Linked DNA regions of Homo sapiens: regions 2, 3, 4, 5, 6 and 7 are each linked to region 1. The links are chromatin loops, found by intact Hi-C in ENCODE. Cell type or tissue: heart right ventricle. All regions are shown on one strand.

The links. A loop is a pair of places that touch in the nucleus more often than their neighbours do. Peaks named below come from ENCODE experiments on the same cell type or tissue, not always from the same donor. Only the 100,000 strongest peaks of a DNase experiment are listed, where the experiment ranks them.
Region 2: it touches region 1 in a loop (2.6-fold over the local background); 3 of 110 quality-filtered maps call a loop at or near these places.
Region 3: a loop joins it to region 1, with 3 times the contacts of the local background. A loop is called at or near these places in 14 of 110 quality-filtered maps.
Region 4: it touches region 1 in a loop (6-fold over the local background); 9 of 110 quality-filtered maps call a loop at or near these places.
Region 5: a loop joins it to region 1, with 5 times the contacts of the local background. A loop is called at or near these places in 11 of 110 quality-filtered maps.
Region 6: it touches region 1 in a loop (5-fold over the local background); 20 of 110 quality-filtered maps call a loop at or near these places.
Region 7: a loop joins it to region 1, with 3 times the contacts of the local background. A loop is called at or near these places in 25 of 110 quality-filtered maps.

The regions. Positions count from the first base shown.
Region 1 is chr7:16,064,890-16,068,889 of GRCh38, forward strand. No RefSeq gene overlaps it. Among named protein-coding and RNA genes, the nearest start is that of CRPPA-AS1, 140 kb to the right of the region's middle. In heart right ventricle, no CTCF peak of the experiment used is centred here; a DNase peak (open chromatin) is centred at 2,346; H3K4me3 peaks cover 1,555 bases; H3K27ac peaks cover 4,000 bases.
Region 2 is chr7:15,887,606-15,891,605 of GRCh38, forward strand. No RefSeq gene overlaps it. Among named protein-coding and RNA genes, the nearest start is that of LINC02587, 200 kb to the left of the region's middle. In heart right ventricle, a CTCF peak has its summit at 2,118; a DNase peak (open chromatin) is centred at 2,112; H3K27ac peaks cover 401 bases.
Region 3 is chr7:15,752,799-15,756,798 of GRCh38, forward strand. All of the region lies in intron 2 of LOC105375167 (a long non-coding RNA gene), which reads right to left. Among named protein-coding and RNA genes, the nearest start is that of LINC02587, 66 kb to the left of the region's middle. In heart right ventricle, no CTCF peak of the experiment used is centred here; no DNase peak of the experiment used is centred here.
Region 4 is chr7:15,575,168-15,579,167 of GRCh38, forward strand. No RefSeq gene overlaps it. Among named protein-coding and RNA genes, the nearest start is that of AGMO, 15 kb to the left of the region's middle. In heart right ventricle, no CTCF peak of the experiment used is centred here; no DNase peak of the experiment used is centred here.
Region 5 is chr7:15,764,026-15,768,025 of GRCh38, forward strand. The region is part of intron 2 of LOC105375167 (a long non-coding RNA gene); the gene reads right to left. Among named protein-coding and RNA genes, the nearest start is that of LINC02587, 78 kb to the left of the region's middle. In heart right ventricle, no CTCF peak of the experiment used is centred here; a DNase peak (open chromatin) is centred at 1,949; H3K27ac peaks cover 3,070 bases.
Region 6 is chr7:15,837,134-15,841,133 of GRCh38, forward strand. No RefSeq gene overlaps it. Among named protein-coding and RNA genes, the nearest start is that of LINC02587, 150 kb to the left of the region's middle. In heart right ventricle, no CTCF peak of the experiment used is centred here; DNase peaks (open chromatin) are centred at 2,438 and 2,718; H3K4me3 peaks cover 979 bases; H3K27ac peaks cover 3,782 bases.
Region 7 is chr7:15,560,387-15,564,386 of GRCh38, forward strand. AGMO (alkylglycerol monooxygenase) reads right to left here and starts at 1,629. Exons shown (of 13, transcript NM_001004320.2): 1 at 1,334-1,629. The coding sequence starts at 1,459. In heart right ventricle, a CTCF peak has its summit at 1,741; a DNase peak (open chromatin) is centred at 1,655; H3K4me3 peaks cover 1,651 bases; H3K27ac peaks cover 2,318 bases.

The DNA.
Region 1 (4,000 bases):
ATGGGAAAATACCTCAAGAGGTTATCCTTGCTTGTATTTTTTCATTTCTAATAATTTGATCATAATGGTGTATGTTAACGAGGTGCAAGAATTCCTTAAACTCTGGCTTCTTCTCATCCTTCACTTTTCTTTCTCTAGAAGTGCAGACAACTAAAGAAAATTCTATCCATATACCTAAATATCAATTTGAAATTTATATGATTGTGGTTCTTAAGTTTCCTGAAAATTAGCTTCATTTTTTATGTCAAACGTGACTTTGCATTTTGATTTCTATAATTCCTTTGTGACAATTTGGAGGAAACTTGGTTATCATTACTTATAAAAACAAAGATACTGTGTAATAAAATAGCAGTTAGTATACATTGGTAGTTTCATCTTGTATCAGTTAATAGCAACTCATTTAATCTTAACCATAACCAAAAAAGATAGGTGTTATTACCCTGGTATTTTACAGATGAAGAAACTGAGATTTATCAGGATTTTGTAATTTGTTCAAGGTCAAAAGTAAGCAATATACCGGAGATGCAACCCCACCTTGCTTTTCCAGAGCCAGCATTCTGAAATGTCTATTATACCATCATGATAAAAGGTTTTTGGTTTGGTTTGGTTCTTGACATTCAGACTCTAGAATTGTCATTTTAAACATGTCTTCTTTCTATTTTAAGACCATCAAAAGGGAAAATTCTATCTACCTCGACAATTTCATAGCACTTTTAAAAACCATTATGTAACTATTTTTCCTTTCTTCAGATCTGAAGATTTCCCATGACTAAAACATTAATCCATTGTCTCTGATTTCTGCCACTAATAATATTATCTAAAAAGCTTAACTTTTTCTTCAACCTTTTTTCCTCCCACAGGAAAAAAAGTTTTAAAATCTCACCACGGAAGTCATTTTGCCCCTGCATTCTAAACTGATGAACTTTGCCAAAAGTAGAGATCTATGGGTAAATAATATGTAAGTAAATAGGTGAAAAATGTATTCTGAATGAAGTAAATGTTTTCAATCAGAGTCTTCATATCTGTAAGGTCTCTTTCTTTCTTTTTATGAGTCATTTTTAGTTGAGGACTTCTGAATATTAAGATCACAAAAATGACTCTTGGAAATTATGTAGTAGGCAGCTGACATTTCCAGGGATATTCATATTTCAGAATAATTCTTATAATATCAACACAGATGTTTCTTTTTTTCATTAACTGTAATATCTTCAAATTTGGTGATACTAAAACACCAAATAAATCTCAGCCACTCTTTGTTGATAAAGAGAACATTAGATTCTGAAGCCATGCTCAAATTCATGTATTACAACACTGCTTATTATTTCAACAGAGGAGCTCTGGGTGCAAAACATGTGGGAAGAATATTTATCTTCTTACAGATCAGAAAGCTGATGTATAGGGATTAAAGTATATTTATGAAGTCAATAAAATATTAACAGAACTGTGATGAGCCAAATCTGCATTCCATAAAAGGTCTAAAATTAATCTGAGTTTCCAAATGACACATAACTAGTATTTGAAAACATCTTATAAAATTAATGTATTCCTGTATCTATGCTGTTCACTTCAGCTCTAATTTGGACTGTCAACATTTTATCACATTCACAGGAAATTCCTAGGAGTTTGTCAATCGATCTCAGAGCAGAAAGTCTGAAGCAGTCACATACATACACATATGCCTTTTTTAAATTTAAAGAATGTGTATCTCTAAAATGCACAATATCATCTGTGCTAGGTCAACCTAACAGTACTGAGTTTGCTTTTCGATGAGGAAAAAAAAAACTGCAGAAATGCAAATTCTCACTCTTCTCAGCTTGGCACTCACAGCTATTTTCTGGCTATTTTAAGGATGCTACTAATTGACCTGGATGGAAAATATGAGTGTAGCTGTCTCTTTTTTTCTAATTATTCAGAATCTTAATGATTCCAATAGAGGCTTGATTTGTTCTTTTGCGCATCCAAATGAACAATTCCTATATTGTGCTGAATTTTAGTAAAATCGTTAGATGCGTTTTAGGGAAAGTGAGTAGCCATCTCTGTCCATTCGCATCTCCAACATTTTAGGAAATAAGCTTCTCATCAGAGATGGTCTGATAATATTCTTAAAAATTCTTTTCAGATTTGAATTACAGTTAAGACACTAACATATGTAGCATGTCTCTCTCTATGTGTGGGTGAGAGAGAGTGAGCAAATAAGCCAAAAATAAGGATTTTGCAGACAAGCCTCAGATGAATGCCTCAGAGATTTTTAGTCCAACTGCATTCTCTCCGGTTAGCATACAATGTACCCTGTGTGAAAACACTCACAAGTAAACAGGAATTTGAGCTCAGCAACACCCCTGCTTACTTTCTCTTCCTCTCCCCTCCCCTCCCCTCCACATGTCTTTTTACTTCCTAATCTGCCAAATCAAATGCTAAATCAGGAGCAATACCCTACAATTAGCTTTTTCAATTAAAATGTAGAGTTCAAAGTTGACTCCAGAGTGAGTAATTGCTTTTGAAAACCACAACCAGCAGGCAGCTGCCAGATTATTACAACAGTTTATTTAACCTCAAAACATCTGATCAATTTTATTATCTGGGCAGAAGGCAGATATCCTGGAGAGTAGGATTTAAAATATACTATACATCCTAGTTGTCTGAGGGAAAATTAAAATTCTTCAACACCATAAGTATCCTTTTGCCATCACCTTGCTGAGAAAACAAACTCAAACCACAGTTTCTTCATTCGAAAGTCAACAGAAAGGAAGAACATCGTGACATTCAGCTGGGGTGGGAGGGTGGGGAAGGGGCCAGGAACAGACAATTTACAAAATTACAAGGTTTAAAAACATTCAAACATCCGGCTCATGATGTTTGGGGTTTTTATTCATCCAGAAAGGAGAAGCAGAGAGGGGTGCCAACCTCACCAAAACAAAGAGTATCACGTTTCGAGAATCCTGATTTGGCTGCCTTCACACTGGTGCCCTTATTATTCCAAAATCCACTCTATGGCTCCAGTAACGCCGTGGATTGAAACCGTGGTAATATATAAATAGACTGGAGGGCTCTCAGAGCTCCTCCCTCCACAGAGTGGCACCTCGAGGAATTTCTACCAACTCCTTTTTTCTGACCCTATTACCCACAGCCTAACAGCCTTTCCTGCAGATCCTTGGATTTAATTCCACAATGTCTCTGCAAGTCCATTAGAGCCTAAGACATTAAGCAGGTGGTATTATTTCAGCCCCTCCCCAATCTTCTTCAGAGGCGATATTGGGTAAGAACATAGACATTAGCAATCTGTCTGAATTTTGATCCCAGTTCAACTGTTTACTATTAAATAATAGGATGATCTTCAGCAAATAACTTTTCCATTGCTCATTTTCCTCATTCATAACCCCATACCTTTGTTGTGAAGACTCAACAATTATGTTTAAAGTGCTTACAACTGTGACAGATACATAATAAGTGCTACGTAAGTTTTAGCTGTTGGTTTTTATCACTCACTCAGGATGCAGGCTTTAGTTCCCCCTGGCTCTAAGCCTTGCCTGTTGGACAGTTTTACCCAGTCTCAGGTCCAGCTCCTAGCCATTGGAACATCTCTTCATATAGTCTGGATGAAGGTTCAGAGAGCTAGCTACCTGGGCTATCCTTGTGCCTTTACTTTGAGGTCACGTTGTAAGAAAGCTGTAATACAGTCATGTACCTCTCATATTTCCAGAAGTGTAACCACCTTGAACAATGCCCCAGATGGATGCAGAACACAAGTAACTCTCAACTGTAGTTGTCTCCAAAATACACCATCATTCGCTGCCACAAGAGTGTTGCTGGACACTACTTCCCATCTCTGTATTTGAAGAACATTTGCATTGCATCTTTTCTGCCCTAGTCCAACAAACGTCAACTTGACAGAAAAAAAAAAATTCTCATCACAAGACAATTTAGAAAGTGTTCATTGCAAATGAACCATTTATTTCTAGAAAACGACACTTCAATGTCCCCAAAAACACAAGAACACCAT
Region 2 (4,000 bases), 180 kb before region 1:
ATAGTGTCTTACGTTTCAGGTTATAATCTCCCATGCTGACTAGCAAACTAACATAATTCTGCTACTGGAATATTGTCCCATTTACCACATGGTACTTTCATTTAAGCTCATTGTAAGAGTGCCCCCCCACGCAAAAAAAAAAAAAAACTTCATCAGGTTTGCTGATGAAGGTCGAATGCCTGATTTGTGTGTGCTTGCTAATAAATACATGTGTGGCAGAATTCAGCCTGGGAGTTGCTTTTATTGTAACACACCAAATGGTAGCAGGGTGCTGCAGGCTGTAGATATCTAACCAAAGGAACCCAATCTTTCTGAAATTCATTTAGGTAGATTCACAACAGCAGGCCATTCTGTTTTTATGTTTGTATTAATGTCTCGGAATACCATTTATTAATCTGCAAAGAGAATATCCAATTTGAAGTAGACTAGACCATGTAAATTAGCTGATGAACACATGAAATATCCTTTGTATTGAGCTGACACAAACTTCTATAAAACTTCTATGCATTTGTCATGGTTTTTGCCTTCTGGGCCACACACATGAACTTAATCCTTCTAAAGTAGGGCTAAATTTTTACATATAAACTCAAAGTAGAAGACCCAGAACATGACTTAATTTTCTATTCTGGCTTAGACTTCGCTTGCCAGAACAGCATAAAATTCCATCTCAGTCAGTTTGAGTGCTTGCCCTTTCCAAGTCTTGTGAAAACCCCAGAGTCTTACAAAAGCCTATTCAGGGAGTGCTTTCTGGTCTTTAGTTCATATTTGTCTCTTCTAATTTACTCACTATTTAAGACCAACCCATCCCTTGAAAGAGGCTACTCCTGTGCAAAGTGGAGAACCTGGCATCCTTGCCATAGCTCACAGGCCTGGTGCTTATATTGTAGGAGCTCTCTAGTTGCACCAGGTCATTTTACTCTGACATTCCGCCACTGCCCTGGAACGTCGCACCTTGGGAATCTCTGCTATTGACAGAGCCATGTCATGGCCCTCTTCCTACTATTGAGGAAGCAATCCCAGCTAGATTTCTGCTTCCCCACCTCCAACAAATGTGACCTTATATACAAGCACATGCACACCAATTATCTTCATGCCATGATGTTTCCTCACATTCTTTCCAATCAGTTCCTACTGCCATCCTCCAGAGGCAGTCACTGCTCTGATTTTTTTTTAATCATAGAATAGTTTTGCCTACTCCAAAATTTGTGTAAATACAACCGTGTACGTAGAATCATATGAAATGTACTGTATGTTTGTGGAAGGCTTCTTTCACTCAGCAACACGTCATGATTCATCCATACTATTTGCATCAGAAAGTCATTCCTTTTGATACTGCTATAGTGGTATTCCATGATATGCATATACCAAGTTTTAGTCATTCTCCTGTTAATTGACAATTAGGTGATCAGCAGTTTTAAACTACTATGAAAAGTGTATTTGTAAACTTAAATTGTTTTTTAGCTAAATGTATTGGGGTGGCATTGTAGGGTCACTGGGTAGGTACATGTTCAATTCTATAAGAAATTGCCAAAACATTTTCAAAAGCGGTTGCACCATTTTACATTCTGACTAAAAAATGAGTAGCTCCATATCTCCATCCACATCTGGTGTTGTCGGTCTATATAGCTTTAACCTTTATACTGGGTGTGTAAAGCATCTCATTGTGGCTTAAAGTCATTCTTGTCTCATATATTTCAGTGCTTCTTAGTATTATTAACTTCAACATTAAGCAATAATGAAACCATCTCTTGTGTATCCAAGTTTTAAATCAATAACTTGAAAGAAGCAATCAACTTGGGAAAAGATGCATATACATGCCTACTCCTACTGCTTGCAAGGGCTGGAAAAGGAGTATAAATGGAAATCAACATATGACAGTCTAATATTTAAAAGTTCTAACTTGAGCTGGCAAACTCTTATGTAACAGGTTTTATCCTCTTACCTTAATATATCTATCTGCAGAGTGATCTAGGAGGGCAAACTCACAGTTCACACCCGAGTGTAGATGTGTGAGGAGGCCAAGCCAAAGCCTTCTGACCTCCAGATTCCCAGTCTGGCTCCTCTCCACCCACCAGAAGGTTACCCAGTGCACACCCTTGTGGACTGTCCAGATAAGGCATCTGAGCTTTGTTCCTATTTCCATACGCAGCTTCCCCTGAGCCATCCTTGGGTCTAGTGAGGAACATGTCAGTGTGATCATCTGGAGGGTGAGCCAAAAGGTGGACTTTGGTGGGCGTGTTGTTTCAGCCCCACCCAAATCCTTGCTCTTTGGAAGAAATGTGGCCAGAGGCACAGACTCCTTTAAGTAAATCTGAGCATAGTAGAGTGGGCACACCCATTTTATTCGCTACTGAAGTTTCATTTCACTACTTGCCTTAGAGACATGAATTTTGTACGGGGCCACCATGGTTGCAATAGTGGCAGATCCTGAACGAACCTCTTATTTCCTCAGCCACCTTGTGTTCCCCCAGCACTTGGCTGAGATGAATGTGATATTTTCACAAGGAAACAAAAAAGGAACAACAAAACTAACAAACAGATTGCAAAAGCATAGAAATGGATGTTGATCTATCTCAGATAATGTTTTATGGCTAACGTGTAGAAATATATTAGTGAAACAGTCAAAACCTAAATAACAAGAGGAAAAGAACACATACTCCCACAAGCAGGCACACACACACACCCCTACCAAAATTATATACAGTTGAATTAGAAATGCTTCAGAAAACATTTATTCATAATGGTTAAATTTATAAAACACTATATCCAGTAGTCACTGCTCTAAGGGCTCTACATGAGTTATTTAATGCTTACATGTCATTTTCTTTTCTTTTTTTTTTCTTTTTTTGAGACAGAGTCTTGCTCTGTTACCCAGGCTGGAGTACAGTGGCGCTATCTCGGCTCACTGTAACCTCCACCTCCCAGGTTCAAGTGATTCTCGTGTCTCAGCCTCCCAAGTAGCTGGGATTGCAGGCATGCACCACCACACCTGGCTAGCTTTTTTTTTTTTTTTTTTTTTTTTTTTTGTATTTTTAGTAGAGATGGGGTTTCACCATACTGGCCAGGCTGGTCTCGAACTCCTGACCTCAGGTGATCCACCCGCCTTGGCCTCCCAAAGTGCTGTAATCCTCCAAAGGGATTACAGGAGTGAGCCACTGCGCCGGCCATTTTCATCTCCATTTTAGAGATGTGGAAACTGAGGATCAGAGAGATTAGGGTAAAAAGATTGTTACATTTACTTGCTAGGGAGTGGCATAGGCAACATTCAAATCCAGACAGTCTGGCAGTGGAGTCCACAGGCCTGGCCAGGAGGCTATGCTGGGTAGGTCTACTATGTGTTAGGCATTTTATGAGGTGTTTTATATAGATTAGCTAATTCAAACTGTGACATAGGTATAATTATCTCTGCTTGACAGATGAGAAAACAGAGGTTAACTAATTTGCCAAAATTATAAAACTAGTAAATGGCTAAGCTGGATTTTACTAACTTGCCAAAGTTATATAACTAATAAGTGGCTGAGCTCGGTTTTAAAACTTGATTAAATTATGTTCAGGACACATTGCCTATGAAGGCAACATGTAATATTTTAAAGAATTAAAAATAATTTTCTTTTCATTTTTGATTTACACATCAAGGAATAGGATTCAAGTATCTGAGCTTTTTTTTTTTTTTTTTTCCCATGGTGCTCCTTGTCCTTTAACAATGCCTGATAAATGAGTCATTACCATACCTCACTACACACAGGGGAGATGTGATTTAATTTCCAGTCTATAGCCAACACCAAACCTGGGGTTTTGAAGGGTGCATTACAACTGGCTTTAAATGTACTTGATTTTTCTCCAGGAGAAAAAAAATCTTCTTAGACATAGAAAGAAATATATCCATTAAGTATCAAACACTATTTCATTTCTATGTAAATCTATGGATAAGATAACTTAGTGATTTCATATTTCCCTGTGAATGCAATAAAATCTGATGGAAACCAAAGAAAAAATATCT
Region 3 (4,000 bases), 310 kb before region 1:
GAAAAGATGTAAAAGTTTGTATAACATCATTTTTGTATGTTAATTTATAAATGAAAAAATAATAAAAGTATATTTTTCCACAAAAGCTACCTTGAATTATTTCTGTGTTGTGGGCTTATCACATTTTCGTTGTTAAACACTTGTATTTATCAATATGTATGAAACTCACAAATTGAAAACACATAGATATAAGGAAAAAGGGAATTTAATATGTGTTAGATCAATGTTTTTAGCACATTTGTTTTCCTGAATAGGAATAACTGATAGATAAAAACTTGCCCAAATTAGCATATTTGTTTTAATGTTATTTTAAAATCAATTAGTAGTATTTTAAATGAAATGTGACAGAAGATAGTTTTCACTATCTGTATTTTCTAATTCTGGATTTTAAACTAATCAATAATATTGATAATGAAGCACATACATTTTTCTTTTTTTTTTTTTTTAAACGGAGTCTTACTCTGTCGCCCCGGTTGGAGTGCAGTGGCGCGATCTCGGCTCACTGCAAGCTCCGCCTCCTGAGTTCATGCCACTCTCCTGCCTCAGCCTCCCGAGTAGCTGGGATTACAGGTGCCTGCCACCACGCCTGGCTAATTTTTTTTTTTTTTTTTTTTTTTTTTTGTATTTTTAGTAGAGACGGGGTTTCACCGTGTTAGCCAGGATGGTGTCGATCTCCTGACCTCGTGATCCGCCCATCTCGGCCTCCCAAAGTGCTGGGATTACAGGCGTGAGCCACTATATTTTTCTTTTGGTAAGAGAAAATATACTACTTTACTAAGTATAGAAGATAAAACAGACTTTGAGTGTAGTTTTGGTTGCTTTGAAGAACTAGTTGTTGATTACAACAGTGGTTCATAAAAAGAAACATGGATGCAATGTAGCTTATATTTTCATGATTCAAGATCTCCCTAAAATATTGTGTAGTTTGGCCTGCTAGTTGCACTGGTCTATTTCACTTATCCTCATGGCAAGCAAGGTAATGAAATGGGATATTACTTAAGCTAAGTGATTTTATTGGAAATACTACAGTTCAATTGTTGTTGTTGAATCTTTCCAGGACAAGTCAAAATACACCTTAACTTACAAATATCCAAAGTTCTGACCTTTTGATTTTTCATAAATTTTTCTTTACTGACATGAGTTATTCTTCCCACCCTTTTCCAGTTAGTAATTTGGATTCTTTCCTGAAGAGGATTTTTCCATGCACACCACATAAAGCTATCCATCAACTTCTTCCCATGCTTAAGTTTTTATTCATCTTAACCAACACCAATTTTTGTTGGCAACAAATCAGAAAGTTAGGGAAACTACAAATGGAAAAGATACAACATGTCAACCAGTATAACATCGTACAAACAAAATTCCTTCTTAAAATTTACTTATACTTTATTTTATTATACCTGACATCACCACAGTAGCATCATTATTCTTTAATCACAGAGTAAGAATATTTGCCTTGCTTAATGTTTAATATAATATTCAGTTTTATGTTTTCTTCCTTCCCAGAGTTGGAGGAAAAAATGAAGAGAAATATTTTGGCTGCATAATTCTCCTCCCATCCCTGCCTATGCCAAGTCTTTTCTTTTTAGTTCTGAACTATTAACTCTTAGTGCAGAGAGCATTACTAAGCTAAAAGGGACTTTCCTCAACAAGGAAGAAAAAGGAACAAAATATTTTGTCATTCACTGGAAAGGGGATAAAGGAAAGTTACCCAAACTGTGTTCTTCTCTCCTTAAAGATGGCCAGCACCATGATCCTCCTTATTATCCTTTACCTCCCTACAAACTTTCTTGTCAATGACTGTCACTTCTCAATGATTTAGCAAATACACAAGCAGCTCATAGTATATAAACAAGCAGTATAGTATATGAACAAGCAGTTCACAGTATATAGTCTATTGTTCTAAGAGCAGGATTTACAAAATTAAAATTCTGTAATCTCAATCCTACAGTTGTTGCGGACACAAATGAGAAACAGGTACTATGTAAAAAGCATTTTGAAGAACAATGCACACGGTGCAATGGACATATGAAAAGGCTGGGTGTGGTGGCTGTAATCCCAGCAGATTGGGAGGCCAAGGCGGGTGGATCACCTGAGGTCAGGAGTTCGAGACCAGCCTGGCCAACATGGTAAAAACCCATCTCTACTAAAAATACAAAATTTGCTGGACGTGGAGGTGTGCGCCTGTAATCCCAGCTACTCTGAAGGCTGAGGGAGGAGAATCGCTTAGAACCTGGGTGGCAGAGGTTGCAGTGAGCCGATATTGTGCCACTGAACTCCAGCCTAGGAGACAGAGCAAGACTCTGTCTCCAAAAAAAAAAAAAAGAAGAAGAATAAGAAGAAGAAAAAACATTAATTCTCTGAGAGTATAAAAAGGATGCAGTAAAAGAGGACTTGAGGTTTGGCATGAGTTATGACTTGAAAAAAATGACTAGAAGGAACTCGTCAGTGGAGCTGCCAAACCAATGAACGCAGTATGCAAAAACTAGATGGTGTGAGTGAGTGTGGCATGTTTGGCAAGCAGTGCTAAGCCATAAAATGAATACCATAAGATCTTTGATTCATATTCAGAAAAAATTAATCTGGAACTATGGAGAGCTAAAGTAATAAATGCAACCTCAATAAAGTTTACATTTCTAAAAGTTTATTCATCTTATTGTTTCAGATCTTCAGCAAAGATAGAATCTAAAATATTTAATTAACTCTAGATGATTGGTGACCATATCTAATATGAAAAACAAAGGCAAGAGAAGCACTTCTGAAATGGTGCTTCTGAAATGGTGCTTCTGAAATGGTGCTCTAAATGGTGCTTCTGAAATGGAGCACTTCTGAAATGGTGTTCTAAAAATTCTTTATTTCATAAAACAAATTACAACAAAGACAATCAAAATAAACTTTTACAGAATTCTGGAAATTAACCAAAGGCTTACAACAATACCACTAGGGGAACTTATTTAAGGAAAATGGCTGAATCTCATTAAGAACAAAGAACTCTGACATTTTAGCCTATCGTCATCCCTCTTTCTCCAACTCTGTGGTAGCCTTAAAAACCAATACCCTTGTAACCATGGTACCTGTGAAAACCAGCAGTCTACCAGCCAATGTAGATAACAGAAATGGTTGGAAGCACCCCAAATAACCTGTACCACTAAAAATTGCCACTATTTGACTAGTCTGGCAGCCTCCTAGAAGAGCTTTGATCTTAGGGCTTGTGTTTACTCGAGATGACTAAAAGATTGCTATGTGTGAACAGTTTTATTGCCAAGTTGTCTGTTGGAAACAATCGGTGACAAATGTTTAATATTGTATTGGCCTGAGCTTGTCATACCAGTTGGGTTACCAAAGGCTGATGAAAATACTTAGAAGAAATTTGGAATGAAATGTCCATGGGGGCTTTGAAAGTTCCAACATATTCCTGGGAATCTAGAAGGCCATGTCCATGTGCAGGGCTACGTGCATGCCCAGAAAAGACCTTAGAGGCCTTATCCTCTCACTTCTTATTTTGAGGCTTTACAAATCAGGAAATAAAGACTTAGGCAGAGTTATAAAATGCCTGTCAAGACATTAAGAGCATGTCCCAACACACACACACACACACACACACACCCTTGGCAAAGGCTGAGAGATTCATTTGTTTCATGCATTTAATGAAATCCCTGTCCAACCATGAGCTGACTAGTGCACTAACTTAGCAGAGACTTCAGTGGCCACATATGACAAAGAATACAGGCTTTACAGAATTAGTTCAGGAAAGCCAATAAATAAATAGCAACAAAAACAAACCAGGGACAGGGGTAGGAGTTGGTTTTAAGAGAGCTCACATTATATTATCTACGATACTCAATTAATAACATAAAAGAAAATGAGACATGCAACAAAGCAGGAAATTATTGTCTTCACATAGGAAAAAAAAAAAGCAGCCTATAGAAAGTGTCCCTGAGGAAACCATAAACATGAGACTTACTAGGCAAGAACTTTAAAGAAGCTGTTATAAATATAC
Region 4 (4,000 bases), 490 kb before region 1:
ACTCTCTACCTTCTCTTCTGCCTCTCTGCTTTCTCTCCAACACACTTTGAATCCACTGCCAGATAGCCACTAGAAAAATCTTTTTAGCATCTGAATCATATCGACCCTTTCTCTACCTTATGATTCTCCACTGGCATCCATGGCCTTTGGAGTAAAGTGATGCACACCCCCATGCCCACTGTACCTACATTTGAGGCTATAACATGACCTGGCTCCTGTTTCTCTTACCCCAGCCATAACCTCACTATATGCCTCCCACCCTTTCACTTCACTCTTTGTGATCCTACTGTCAATATCCCCATGTACCTCAGCACCTTCAAGCTCATGTTTACCTCTGCCTAGAATACTTTTCTTGACCTCTTAGCATTCCTGGATCCTTCTCATTTCTTCATGAATCAGTGTAAGTAATGCCCCACTTAGAGTTGTCTTCTTTGAATACCAACTGACTTCTGGATATCTCCAGTTGGATACTATACACGTATTTAGAATTTAACACATCGTTATTGAGCTCATTTTTGTTCATCCTTGCCTCCCTTTTCACACTACCATCAACAAAACTGTATATCTTTCCTATATCTCTACTTCTGTGAACGTCGCCACTTTTCTAGAGCCTGGACGCATCCGTATTCCTCTCATTCTCTCCACATTCACATCTATTCTATCTCCAAGTCTTTGAAGATTCTACTTCTGATACTGCCAGGTAGATGTCTCCTTTTTAATCAAATTGCTTAAGGCTGGGTGCGGTGGCTCACACCTGTAGTCCCAGCACTTTGGGAGGCTGAGGCAGGCAGATCTCTTGAGTATAGGAGTTTGAGACCAGCCTGGGCAACATGGTGAAACCCTATCTTCAGAAAAATACAAAAATTATCTAGGTGTGGTGGCACATGCTTGTAGTCCCAGCTACTCGGGAGGCTGAGGTGGGAGAATCACCTGAGCCTGAGGAGGTCAAAGATGCAGCGGACTGTGATTGGTGATCATGCCACTACACTGTAGCCTGGGTAAAGAGTGAGATCCTGTCTCAAAATAAATAAATAAATAAATACAACAAAAATAATCAAAGAGTTTAGTATATAAGTTTATATTCATGAAACAAATGAGAATATTTGAAGCATATAAATTCCTAGGATTTTTCAACTTTGTAGTTTTTATTGTCATGCTATGATATGATTTACAACATCCATACTTATCTCTACAGCAGCATAATGTCCAGTTACCGTGTGCATTCACAGCTTGGAGGATGGAGCATGAACCTAGATCATGCCTACATTAGGGCAGAGACCTCTAAGCCCAACAGTAAAGAAAGTATATCTGGAAAGTTCCAGCTCCCTAGGAGTTTCAACCACCAACTGGGCCTTGCACAGCTACACAGCAGTGCTGAACTTTATTTTTAATCTATCAATAAATTCCTGATTTGTACTAGTATTTTATTTTGTCCCTTTCCTTATATTACCCAACATTCTTTTAATATAACAAATGTTTGCCAGCTTTGTTTAAATTTCCAGCAAATTTAAATCAATTTTTTGTCAATCTCTCTAGATAAGTTGAATTAGTCTTAGCAAAAAATCTGGTGTTCTAAATTTGTTATAACTGGTTCAGTATTTCACTTGAATTTTTTACATATTAAAATAAAGTCTAGTTTCTTTGATAGTGTGTAGTCTCAGCTGAATTGAGTAAAATGCATCAGAATTTTTTTAAAAATTGCTCCCTTGAGGATGTTTATTTTTCATTAAGGAGTGAAGGTGTCGTTTCCAAACTTCTTATGTTGGAAACTTTGATAACAAGACAAAACGATATGTATATTGCTAAATGAATGGTAATTACAGGAGGTACAAAATAATTCAGGAGAGAGAAAGAAGTTTGTGTTGTGGTCAGGAAAGACTCAAGAAAGAAAGGAGAAAGGAGTTTAAAGTATAAATCAGGATAGTTCTAAAATATTATATTACTTGAGAGTATCAGATTCATCAGTTACACCATTAAAATATTTACACAATAACAGAAGGACTTACTATATTGCGATTTAAGGCTGGGCTGTAAGGTAATGAGGCATTGAAGTGTCACACATAAAATAAAAGGACAGGGTGGGTGCGGTGACTCATGCCTGTAATCCCAGCACTTTGGGAGGCCAAGGTGGGTGGATCGCTCGAGGTCGGGAGTTCGAGAGCAGCCTGGACAACATGGTGACACTCCCGTCTCTACTAAAATTACAAAAAAAAAAAAATGCCTGGTGTGGTGGTGGGCACCTGTAATCCAACGACTTGGGAGGCTGAGGCAGAAGAATCACTTGAACCCAGGAGGTGGAGGTTGCAGTGAGCTGAGATGGCGTAACTGCACTCCAGCCTGGGCAACAAGAGCGAGTCTCCATTTCAAAAAAATAAAAATAAATAATAATTGAAATAAATATATAAATAAATAAAATGACAATATATTAAGCCATTAACACTAGCTATCTCTGGATTAAAACGGTCGTGTAACAATTATTGGGGACTTTCAAACTTTTTCTGTAAAAGGCCAAGTAGTAAATATTTTACACTTTACAAACCACCCAGTTAGTCACTATCACAACTACACAACTCCATTGCAGTGAGAAAGCCACCATAAACAACATGTAAACAGGTGAGTGGGAGTGAGTTCCAGTAAAAGGTTATTTGCTCAACAGGCAGCAGCAGCACTTGGCCTGAAGGTCCTATTTTGCTAACCTCTGCTTTACACACAGATGAATTATTAGACAACTTTGATAATGATTATATATTAATTTCAATTAAAAAAAGAATTGAATATTACAAGTTTTTAAACCACATTATGGAAAAAGTAGCAAAGGAGGAGACATTTAGTTTTCATTTTCAGATATTGCTCACACAGCAAGTTAAGACAAAGAGATCAGAATTAATAAACATATGTCCATTAGTTCAATGTTTCTCTGTTGCCACAACTACAGGATCATTATATGAAATACGAGATGAGTTTGGAGGTTCAAGGGCAACTATTTGTCCAGGCTTCCCACTGAGGCGACTGAGGAAGTTCTTGGTACTGTTCCCTCCTTGCTGCTCAGGCTGCTGGAAGAAATGGCTTGGTATGAGCTGATATCCATCTGTATGTGACTGAGGTGGAGGCCACAAGAATCATGGCATTCTTTCACAACTGGAAATGGCAAAAAGAATGTGGTAGTGTGGAGGAGATTAATGCTCCAGGCCCCTCTATTTTCGCTGTTCCTCTCCCTTTACCAGGGCAGTTACAACCCTAGCTTATTAGTGTTAAAAGAAAAACTTCAGAAAAATTAAATTTAACAGCGTTTACTTGAAGAAAGAATAATTTGCAAATCAGGAAGTTCCCTGAACCAGAATAGGTTCTAAGCAACTCAGGCAGTGCTGCATGGTTAAAGAGGATTTTTGGACCGAAAAAACAAAATGATATATAGAAAACGGAAGGGAGGTACAGAAACAACCGTACGAGGCGACCACCTTATTGGAGCACAGTTTGAACAGTTGGCTGCCTGTGAGTGACAAGTATGGCTGCTGAGATTGGCTGAGACTGGGCTATTTCTTACAAGTGTAGGTTACCGTCCACTTACAAATCCAGTTACGCTTCAGTTTAGTACATAAGGAGAACCAAAATTAAAATATGTAAGGAAGCAGCTTTAGGCCAAATGTAATATAACAGTAGGACACCATAGTAGGGAGTGATAAGGGGGGAAGATGAAGTTATTTTAATTTCATAGGTTTCTTAGAATCCATTTTCCTGAAATAAGGGTGAAGTGGGACCCAAGTCTGGGATGAGTGGGCATGAGTGAGTTTATATCTACTTTGTTCTCCTCCTCCACTTAACAGTCAGGCTGCCCACCTGTATTAAAATTTGAAGTAAGAATTTGAATATGTCATAATATTAATTACCGCTCTATACATCTACCATCTGGTATTCCTATGCTAATTGATATCAAAGGAAAACACAGAAACTTATTGCAGTAAACACACTCATCTTCATCTTAAAGAAAGCAATGCTGAGG
Region 5 (4,000 bases), 300 kb before region 1:
CTTTTCATGTAGAGACAGGGTTTCACCATATTGGCCAGGCTGGTCTTGAACTCCTGACCTCATGATCTTCCCTCCTCGGCCTCCCAAGTGCTGGGATTACAGGCTTGAGCCACCACGCCCAGCCCTCATCATAGTTTTAATCACAACTTCTTTCATTCTTTCTTCTGACCCGTGATGATTCCTTTGCTTTTCTCTATCATTCCATCTTATCAAACTCCTGCCAGCACATTCCCAGAAGGCAACACACAAAAAGGAACTTGTGAGGCTTTTTAGGATTTTTTTTTAATACTTTGTTTTAGTACTATGACATTTGCCATCACTTAGTCAATTTGGTTTTGCAAGGCAAGCTCTCTGAAGCTGGTTAATTTTGCTTAGATACCCTTTCTACAGTTTTCTTCCAGGCAGTTTCTGGGTGCCTGGAGTTCAGCTGGAGTGAGTCTCAGGCAAGGACTGTCTAGTGGCAGAACATTTACACATGAGGATAAAACTAAATTAAAAAAAAACAATATAACTAATTAATGTAACAGCATAAATTATATATGCTCTTGGTAATTAGTTATGTTTACATAGCAAATTAACTCATGATCTTAAAACAAATTTGTGCCCTTCCAATAACCTCTCCAATGTGGGAGAAGTCTAAATACTGATGGAAAAATAAATGAGGTAAAATAAATATTTTTTATTCAGTTAACTGTGAATTTTCTTAATAGCCCAAGTAAAACTAGTGCTTCTGGTTTCCAGCTGTGTAGTTCCTGTCTGCAATTTTTTTTTAAATGACCTTTTTCGTTCACAGTGGTCACATAAACCTGGGATATCCTCTTTAACTTTAAATTACAGATTATCAGTATCAGGCTGGAATTAAGTCATAAAAGATTATTGACTGATTCATTAGGGCTGATGCTGTAATGTTTCTTCAACTCATAAAATGCATTTACTATGAAGCCAGAGATTCAGAGATTTTTTTGATACACAGATTTTTCCATGGTAACAGAGATGATCTTGTCATTTTGTAATTTACTAGACTGAAGTAAGGCCCAGGCCAAGCACGTGTTCAAAAAAATTGGCGGATGCTCACAGCTTGCAGAACAAATTCCAGCCCAAAAGTAAAGGCATTACAAATGCCTAAAATTACAATCTTTATCTCTAAGGCAGGTGTTTCAAAACTGGAGTCGTCCCAATTTTTTTTTTCCTTCTTGGTTATTGTTTTACTACAAGAATTTGAAAAGGATATTGAAGATAAAGCAGGTGTTAGATAAGATTCCTCACCAGGAATGACTCATCAAGAGCCAATCAGGGGTTTTCTATCTGTGAACATGACCAGGGTGGTGGCTTGGGTATGGCTATAAAAATTCCCTTCACAAAAGAAACAAATATTTTTAAACAAAAATTTGAAATAATCCCCACTTTAAGGAAAAAAAGAATCTCCATAGTCACTTGCACTAATTAGATTCCAATGAATCTGTTACCATGTGAACATAAAGTGAGCAGTTCTGACTTTGTCTATTACATTAAGGTGTATTAGATCCTTAAAATTTTAAATTTGATTAGATGATACACTAAATATCTTAGTACATTTAAATAAAACATATCAAAATGAATTGTTAAAACAAAATATATTAACCAAAAGAATGAATCAGTAGCAAAAGGGAACAAACATAGAGTTTAAGATGTTCAACACTGGAGTCTTCCAGAACTATGCTAAGTTATTTTTCCTTGGAATAAAACTGATTAATAGATAATATCAAGACAGAGGTTCATTGGCCCCTTTGTCATTCACCTCCGCTGGGAATTATGGCAAAGAACAGTTGCCCTTGTTAACCTGTGAACATTTTTCACTCTCTTAGGTCATTGACTCTAGCTCAGGGGTCCAATTTTCCTTTCATTCATTAAGCACATTAGGAAGCAGAGTTCCTAACCCTTTCCAGTCTAAATGTGGAACAATCACATCCCCTCACAATCCACTGCCAGCGTGCTGGGACCTTTACGTTTCACTGTGCTCTCGCAGTGACGCAAGTTTCTAACAATTGAAGGATATTAACTCAAAAACTTGTTTTCTAATTGGAGGAGCTCAAGGGATTTCAAATAAATGAACTTGTATAAACTGGAAGCTGATACATGTGCCTTTCCAATTATTTTTTTGTTCAAATTAGAGGAGAGGGCACTGCTAATCTCAGAAAGCAGATTTCAGAAATTATTTTAGCTATGAAGCCAACTCTGAATAACAAAACTGAGCAGTTATGAATTGTTTAGATAACTGAAAAGATATAATCATGTCTTTCATCTTAGTAAAGATACCATATATTCAGAACAATGTCATTTTATTACTTAAATATGTGCATGTTATTAATCCATTGGATTACTTTTATTTCACCAATAAGAAGCAAAGGAAATGTCCAATTGAATATTAGATGTTTGCTAGACCTTTCTACTTTCCTCTAATTTATATAAGCTAATTGTGAATTTTTTGAAACACAAAGTGTTTATTTGTAATTATGATCAAAATATTGTCTCTATTAGTAAACAATTTACTAATAAATCTATATTGTTAGCATCATCATGGAACAACTTCCCACACTATTTAAGTTAAGCACATCACCTTCAAGAGACTGAAATGAATGTGTCCAGCAGGCTTTCAAGGAACTTTCAAACTGTGCACTGCCATGTTGAGTTAAAAAAATTTGATTTAGAAGAACGATAGGGAAATCTTCAGTGTTCTTTTTCATTTTCTATATCTCACAGGAGGGATAGAGAGAGAATATGTATTTGAGAAAAAGAGAGAGAGAGAATAAGTATCTGAGATAGAGAGAGAGAGACAAAGAGAGAGAGAGAATATGTATCTGAGAGAGAGAGAGAGAAAGAGACAGAGACAAAGACAGAGAAGGTAGGGGCTCATATAATTAAATCTCTATTCAGATAATATTAGATACTTCTTATAAAGAATGAGATTTAGGCCTCTTCTTAAAATCTATAATTGATCTTCACAAGGGGAAATTTTCATTAAGAAAATATTTTATTTTATTTTTAATGTAAAATTATATGTTAATATATAAATCTATCAGAAAATTTGATATTAAAAAGCTGCCAGTTCTCACCAGCACACACACACACACACACACACACAAAATATCTCCAATGGCAAAATAATGTTTTATACTTAAAAATTTTTTTCACTCACCTCCTAAAATTAAGACACTCACTGGTCCAGTTGGTAAAGTGTGCATATTTGGGTATAAGATTGTAATCATTAGCTACTCATTTAAACATGTTGTTCAAGTTACAGAAGTGATTCATGAAGACACACGTGTTGTATAATATTTATACAATACATAACACAACGAGGCCACTAGTTCTGCAATATATATTACCAGTAGCAAAAATTTTTGAAAACAGTGACTCTATATTTTTTATTCTCTTATGTGTTCTACAAATATTTATTTTGTAGTGTATGACAAATGACCAATTTACAATTTCAATGAAACCATATGAGATCCCCATTTTCCAATAACTGTAATAAGATGCAATGTTATCCTTCAAATCAAATTTTTAAAATATTATGGATAACACATAATATTTTCTTGCTTTTTTATTTGCCTTTCTGTTGATATTAATTTGAGCATATTTCAATACATTTTCAAACTACTTATGTTACTACTACTTACATTATTTTAAACTACTTTTAAATGCCTCTGTATGTTTTACTTGTATATTTTAGGTTATTTTTATTTTTATATTTTGTTTTACCAGAACTTTTTATATAGTCTCTGCAGGGTAGTTACATTGAATGTTTTATTTGGTCAAGTTATATTTACTAAAGATGCTTCTTGTAACTAAAGCTAGTTATTATTTTTTGTCCTAGGAAAAGAATAATAAGACATCCCATTAAGGGGCAACAGAATTAGAATAAGTAAATGAATTAATATAGAAGACAATTTCTGTAAAAAACAGAGATTATAAACAAATTATAATAGGAAGTCTTAGTCATTACTAAGGGTCATACAAA
Region 6 (4,000 bases), 230 kb before region 1:
CAAAATAGGATAAAATATACTTTTTCTAACAACATCCAGTGGAAAGGGGCATTTAGTAACCAAGTCATTGTGTTTTGTAAGGCTGTTATCTTCCTCATTCATTCAGCTTTGCAATTTTTGGAATTCTGACAATGATGCTACAATCTGGGACTTGGGATTTGTAATATTTTTCTTTCTCTAAAAGTTCAAAGAAAACTACTCACAATCAACCCACACACATTGACTACACACTCACAAATACAGGTGAATGTATGTACATATACCCAAACACAGCCTGTCCTTCTGAAGATAGAAATCTGGCCCTTTGGTGCATTACAAAGAACACTAAGGACCAAACTTTTTAGGGCTGGAAAATAGCTAATGTTCTTGCCAGAGAGTTAAAGACGGAATATCCCCTTTGTCATAGCCAAATTTATGACATGGATCAAAAACTATAAAAAGCTACGTTGCATCCTGCCATTAAGGAGAATTAATATTTTCAGTGGTATGTTAACCAACATTTCTCCAGTGTCTCTCGTTAAAAGCAGATTGTTGACTTTTTATCGTGGTGTGCCAAACATTTTCATTGAAACCCTAACAAGACTTTCATCTTAGAACCATTATTTCTTAATGGACTTGGATAAGGGCAACGTAAAGGAATGGCTTTGCTTTGCAGCATTGTGGCATGTGGCAATGGCCTGTCATTAGCACATTGGGCCTTGCTGAATCATTACACATGTAGACACTTAAGGCATTTCCAGTGTGATTTGATTGTTTTCCCTGAAGCACACTTCATGTTTTATCTATTACACTTATGCAACAGAGGTTCTTTTTCCACTTTCATGTATCTTTATTATGATTCTTTCTATTCAGCTGTTCAGTAAAAACCATAATAGATGAAATCATTCACACTCACACACACACACACACACACACAGAGAACTTATTTTGCTTTTTTGTTTTTTACTGAGGATATCTATGAAATTTTTATCTGTGCTTAGGAAATCAATGCAACTTTTTAAAACCCCTGGGCTTCAACAACTTAGCAATAAACTACATGACATCAGTTGTTCAGATTCCTCAAATATATATATTTTCAAATAGCATTGTCTCCATGCAAACTGGAATCAGTTGTACTATAGCAAAAGAAGCCTGTAGTCTGGGAGACAAAAGGTGCTGTGTAAACAGCATGCCTCCTTTTTCTGGACCCTTCGATTTGGCTGAATTTGATACACCTGATGTGAAAATGATTGTGATATAGCTAGTGAGCTGATGTCGACAGGCTCTAATTTGCCCAATAGGCCTTCTTTTTCCTCAAATACATATTTAGAGTCAATGACAATTAAATCTAGAGATGGAAACTTTGGCTTTTGGCCTGGGCTCTCACTTGAATGTGTTGGCCAATATTTCTATTGAGTGTTTTATGATGTGGTTGATCAAATTGTGGGGTATGACTACAGGCCCTACCACTGATTCTGAAACTGGCAAGCTGAGAGTCACCTGAAGTTAGCTATCAGAGTCAGATAAACTGAAATTTAAGAATGCATGGAGGAAGACTGGTTATCAAAGAAATAATACTTAATTCTAGAATCTAGATTTCATGGGGTTTAATATGCCTCCCAAGAAGTTTTATGATTTGGAAACCTGCATGAACTAAATACATATCACAAAATCCCTTACTTGGAATATAAGTAAAGACATTCCATTTTTATTCCTAGGAAATAAAAGTCATCCCACTTCCTCTAAAGGTATTATTTCAGTTCAGATGCTTCTGACTGCAAGTAACAGATTTTCAAAACAAAAGTGGCTTTTAAAAAGAAAATTATCAATATGGCTCACATAAGAAATTCAGAGGTTTTCCTTTCCAGGTGGGTTAATTGAGCAACTCAAGTTTGCAGGGTCCTGGATCAGCACCTCTGCCATTTTCTTTCCCTCACAATTGCGAGGTATTTATAAAATTTATACCACCAGGGGAAAAACTATGAGAAAAACAAAATATTCAAAATGTGATTTTTTTAAAAAAATGGAGAGAACACTATTAATACTATATTTGATGTGCTAAAATAATTTTAATTATTTTCGAATTCAAACCTGCTTTCTCTCACTTGAAATTGTTGCATAACTCAAAAGCACTATTATAATTCAACCCAAATGGTACGGTACTTCAATGAGCTGGTGAAATTGATTCAGGACATTAAAGAGATGTCGGCAAAGTTATAAATCGCTACTCTAATCGGGAGTGAAGAGGTTAATTCAAGATTCCACTAAAAACAGACTGGCAGAAATGTTTCCAGGGACATGCGTATTTTTTTTTTCTTTTCTCTCTCTCTCTTTTTTTTACTCAGTAGGGGTTTGGAGAAGAGGTTTGGAAGGGAAGGAGAGGGCTGGTTCCAGGCCCCTTGCATTCCCCAGAGCCCCGTTAAGGAAGGGGGAGGGCTTCCTGCCCAGGCAGCCATCTGTAACATTCTATGAACAGCAGGAACCCGCGCTGCTCCAGTCCGTAAACCCGGGTGAGGATTCTGTCTGCATTCAAAGAAAAAACCAGAGGAGTTTTCCCTCTTATTTCTGCGTTCTATCTTTTTTTTCCCCACTATTATCTCTTGCGGGTGAGCAATGTAGTTGGGAGTCTCGGAAGTTGCTTGTATAAACAAACTATCATCTCAACGATATCAGAACAGTACTATTGAGAACTGGCCCAACTGGTACCAAAATGCCGGGCCTGCCTTCTGGAATGTGCTGGCAGCAAGCTGGGAATGTCATCATCCCCGCTAATGTCACACCGTGGAACGCTTTCTGGGATCAGTGGACGTGTGTCTGATGTTCCCTTAAGTTAACTGCTTTCTAGGCTTGACTCAATTAGAGCTGGCTTTTTGGAAAGTGGTGTCATTTAAAACCTATTTTATGAAAGTTATTTTTGTGCCTATAATTTTGGGGCTCACACGTCTGTTATTTCCTCCAGTTCTTGGCTTGCACAATATGCTGCCTATGGAAAGTAGTAAAGAGTGACAATGGAAAAAATAACAAGCACTTGTTTTTTTTACTTCCAACATCTGGAGAAAACACATTTAAGGAAATGTTAACAAATAGGTACAGGGATTGATAACATTAAAAAATATATATACTTCCTTATAGAGGGAAAAACAATCAGAATAGATAGAATCTTTTAGATCAATTTTACACAAAGAATACCAAAAAATTTAACAACAAAAATGATCTCATTCAAGAGGATTCAGTTCACATCCTTTCCTAGGGTCAACCAAATGACTAATGTCAAATCCCCAAAGCACATAGGTAAAAAAATCTTTTCTCCAAAAAGAACAAAGACATAGAATTTCAATTTCGAAAAATTTCCTATTTTCTACTTTTCAATAAAGTTTTACTGTTACATTTAACTTCCCAGCAGCACAGTAGAGAAGTAAACACATTCTCATGTAGAATATGAAACTTAAAAATAAAAAAGAAAAATTCAAGAAGCAATTCAATGCAGAGATAAATATTAGAACGAACAATGCAGCAATAGTTTTATTGGAAAAAAAAGCACAAATGTGAATGTACTCTGTTCTTACACACCGAAATAACTTAAAGACAAAATATGCTTCAAGGGAAAATAAATCATAATGAATACCTACTACTGTATTACCAAAAGAGTGGTGGATACATTTCAGCCCAGTTTTTCTACTTTCATTTACTCACATTTTTATACCTTAAAGTAAGCATTGGTAAATATTCCACACGGGCCTAAGTTTTTTCCTTTTTTAACTCAGTTTTACACTATCAGTATAGGCTAATTTATAAAGTCATTGCATCAAAATTTGAAGACACGAAGTACCAAATATAGTTTTTTTTCCTGGAATTTCTCAGTGTTCAGATGAGAAAAAAATCCAAGCCAGTATTTGGAAATAAATAAAAAATCTTGATAAAATACTTTAAGAAACATATCAAAAATTGAAAAATCAGGTTTGTAGAAAGTTTTAAAGTTTTAGAAAATAAATGGATTGTTCCCAGGTGCATGGGGATGTGG
Region 7 (4,000 bases), 500 kb before region 1:
ATGGTAGACACTCATTTTAGAGGATTACTTCCTACACAGTGGTAAAGAAGTCTAATTATTTTAGACATACACTAAACATGTGCTCAAATTCTATCATCCAATTTGAATATGAAATGTAATCATAGATATAACCACGATAATTATAATATTATAAGATTAAGAGGAACATCTTCCAAATTAGTTTAAAAAATACATTTAGAATAAGGTAGATAATTAGAGGTCTATTGTCTCTACATGTATAATTTAGACCCACTTCAAGAGGCTTTCCTTAAAGATGCACATAATTCTAATTTTTCATATTAGACTTACCAGAACTATTTCTAATGATGAAATTCAAAGAGTAGAGACAATTTTCTGCTTAGAATTTTAGAGAATATGGTAATTTTACATGTTTGCTTAAAACATGATTCAGATTTTATTCATTTGGTTTTGATTTTTGTTTCACATAATAAGAGATGTTTTGAAAGCTCCACTATTGGTGATGGAGCATTGAATTTGGTTTGATATTGCAGTATAAACAATAATAATTTATGAAGATATCAGTGCCACTTTTTTTAACTTAAAAACTCAGAAAGAAAGTGTAATATCTAATCTTGAAAAAGATACGGATTTTACTCATTTGGAAGCTAATCATGAGTTTTGAAGCTTTCTAAACTGAACTCTCAATAACATATTCTATGATGTCATTTTTTTTCTATTTCTGCCATGAACTAGTGAGTGTTGTAGGAATAACTTTGATAGGGTGGGGAACTTCAGTATTCAAGTTCTAATTCTGGATATTTCCACTTCCAATCATAGCCAGGAACCAGAAGTGAAATGTGCCTCTGAGCACTTCAGAGTTTCAAAGAAAACTTGGGTCAAATTCAAACTTAGGAAGTCAGAGCTGGACCTGGTCAAGCTGCATATCCTTCATTCTGCTGAACTACTCTACCAAATGAAAGAGGAAATAGTTTCCCTGGAAGGGGTGGACAAGTGAAAGATTTAAAAATGAAATTGTTACAAAGTTTACTGATGTGGTGTAACTATTTGTCATTGAGCTTCCAATAGCTACATTTACAATGCCATGGAGTCCAGGAAAACTTTAAACTTTTGTTTTTGTCATATTCTGGAGTGACATATAAAAGAGGGAATTTACAGGTGAAGATGGCTATGGATTGTAAGAAAATTCAAGTGGAAATTCTACTTTTGCTTCACGCCTTTAAGAAACTGAATTATTATTATTAGAATGTAATCATTTGAATAATGAAAGTGAACAAAACCCTAAGGAGATTGACCTTACCATTTATTAAGAAAGCAGCAAGAATAAGAGTAGCCTCTTCCAATAAAGTCTCACCTTTTTTACATAATCAGGCACCTCTTCTAATGTTTGGAATGAAGTTTCACTGGGTTTCATCGTGTAAAACAACATGCGAAATCCCTGGGAAACTGAAACATCCTGCTGGGCTTCTGGGTTCTTCATTTCTGCCCTTGTCTGATTCCCAGCTGGAGAATATTTAGGATTCAATGCTTGAAGCCTGAGGCTGAACAAAGAGGACGAGATGTGCAGCTCAGAACAAGCTCTTTGTCAGAGAACAGCTAAAACCAAAGCTCCACTGAGAGCACACTCAACAGCCGATTCTGTGTAGAGAGACAGGAAAATACAAGGATCAAGAACAAGTACAGAGTTCAGTGGGCGCTGGGCCAGAAACAGGGCATGTGGGGGAGGGAAAAGAGGACTCATACCCAAATCAAAGTCATACAGTGCAGTTTGACTGTAGGTGGAGCAAGTTACTACTTAAAAAAGAAGAGAAAAAACATCATAATAGTGTCTCGGAAAGAAAAAAGTGATAACGCAGGTATATGTTCACTCTGAAAAACTGGATAGAAATTCAAGCATCAAGTCACATAGAAAAACCTTTTTTTCTCCTCATTTAGAAATTTACAATGTGTTCAAGCTTGTAGTTTCTTTATTTCCTACAGAGACTGTGTATAGGCGAGCTACTTAATAATAGCTTGAAAGTCAGTAAGCACTGAATATCTGGCTCCTTATTGCCTATCTATATTTCTGTATCTGAATCATGTTATTACCACTTCTGAATGTTTGCAACCAGTTTAGGGGCATTTGGCTTATTACATAATCTACATTATTTAATGGAAAATTGGCTAGTCACATCTTCTCTATTCTTCTTAGTACTTATGGGAACTTTCTGATTAAAGAAGGTGCCAAGATGTTGCTGTGAGACCTGTTTCTGTTTTACAGAAAGAGCTTAAGTGATTGTACCTTTTAAGTAGATTAGAAGGCACTTAATTTATTACATTACCAGTGAATATGTGGAGCTTGCCAGAATAGCCTCAGCTCTTTACCCAAAACAGCTGTAATCATCCTTTAGCTGCCATTTCATCATTTAAAGATGTTTACATAGATCTAATTAAAGTATCAATGCACGATTGTTTTAGAAAAATATAGAAACTATAGATAAGCAATAATAAGCTGCCCAAAACGCTATTAACATTTTGGTACATGTATGGTCAGTTTTGCTATAATGTGATATATCCATTCCTAAAAATCACTATACTGTACAAAATTGTGCAATAAAAACCACGGGACTTGTGAGAAAAAATGTGATTAGGGTAAAATACTCAAAAACTTCATAATGACCCACAAGGAACAAGAAAAAAAGGATGAGAGCCTAATAAAAATGGTAGCACACTTTCACACGTTACATGGTTAAGATATACATAAATACTAAAATAAATATGATGCTTTACCTTGAAAAAGACCTGAAACTTGTTTTGGAAATTAGGCATTGGAAGATTTGCAAACTGCAAGTTACTTTAGCTTGTTGAAATGTGGGTTATCTGAAATCAGACAGAAAGTTGCAATATGACATATGGGTGTCAAGGCTCACAACACACAGGTGAAGTGAGGGTGTTACTATAAGTGGTGGGTGTATTTTGTGCATCCTAAGCCTTTCTGTTTTTCAGTTCAGTTTTTTAAAGTTCAACTACTCTTTTTCACTGAAAATAAAATCACACATGAGCATAGGCAGTATGCTCAAATTATTTTCTGGTATATTAATCACATTGGAACAAATTTAATCTCAAAGCACATGTTATAGCAGAATTGACTGTCCTTTCAGACCATTCCCATTACCAATAAGTACATATGGACATTAATTTTTAATAAAGGTGTCTGGGCGTGGTGGCTCACACCTGTAATCCCAGCCAGTACTTTGGGAGGCCGAGACGGGCTGATCACCTGAGGTCAGGTGTTTGAGATCAGCCTGGCCAACATGGCAAAACCCCGTGTCTACTAAAAATACAAAAATTAGCTGGGTGTGGTGATGGGCACCTGTAGTCCCAGCTATTCGGGAGGCTGAGGCAGGAGAATTGCTTGAACCCAAGAGGTGGAGGTTGCAGAGAGTGGAGATTTTGCCATTGCACTCCAGGCTGGGGGACAGAGCAAGACTCTGTCACAAAAACAAAAAAAAATTTAATAAAAATGATCATAGTAGGCATACTGTTTTATTACCTGCTTTCAAAACAATTTTGGAAATTAACAATGTGATACAAGAGAAAAAAATACAAACAATATAGCTGTATATAAAGTCAAAAGTGGCAGCATCCTTTCTTCTCAATATATGCACACCTTGCACTTCACTTCATAGGGATAACATATCCTCTTGGTGGGGTTTTTTTTTTTTTTTTTTTTTGCCATATCTGTTTTTTCCTAAAAGGGATAGTTATTATCATTATTACTATACAAATACGTTTCTATATACACATAATGGTTCGATTTTGCAATGGACCTTATCAAACATAAGATACAGCAAGTTCCTTCTTGGAGTCAATAACTTACCAGGAACATTTCTTTTTTAGTATATGATTATACAGGTACAGCCTTTTCTTCGTTGTTTTTACTGGCTGCAAAAGTGTGTGTGTGCATTTCAATGAGCAAAACAAAATTATTTCTAACTTTTTAAAGCAGAAGCAATTTTATACAAGAAAAAAGTTGTTACAT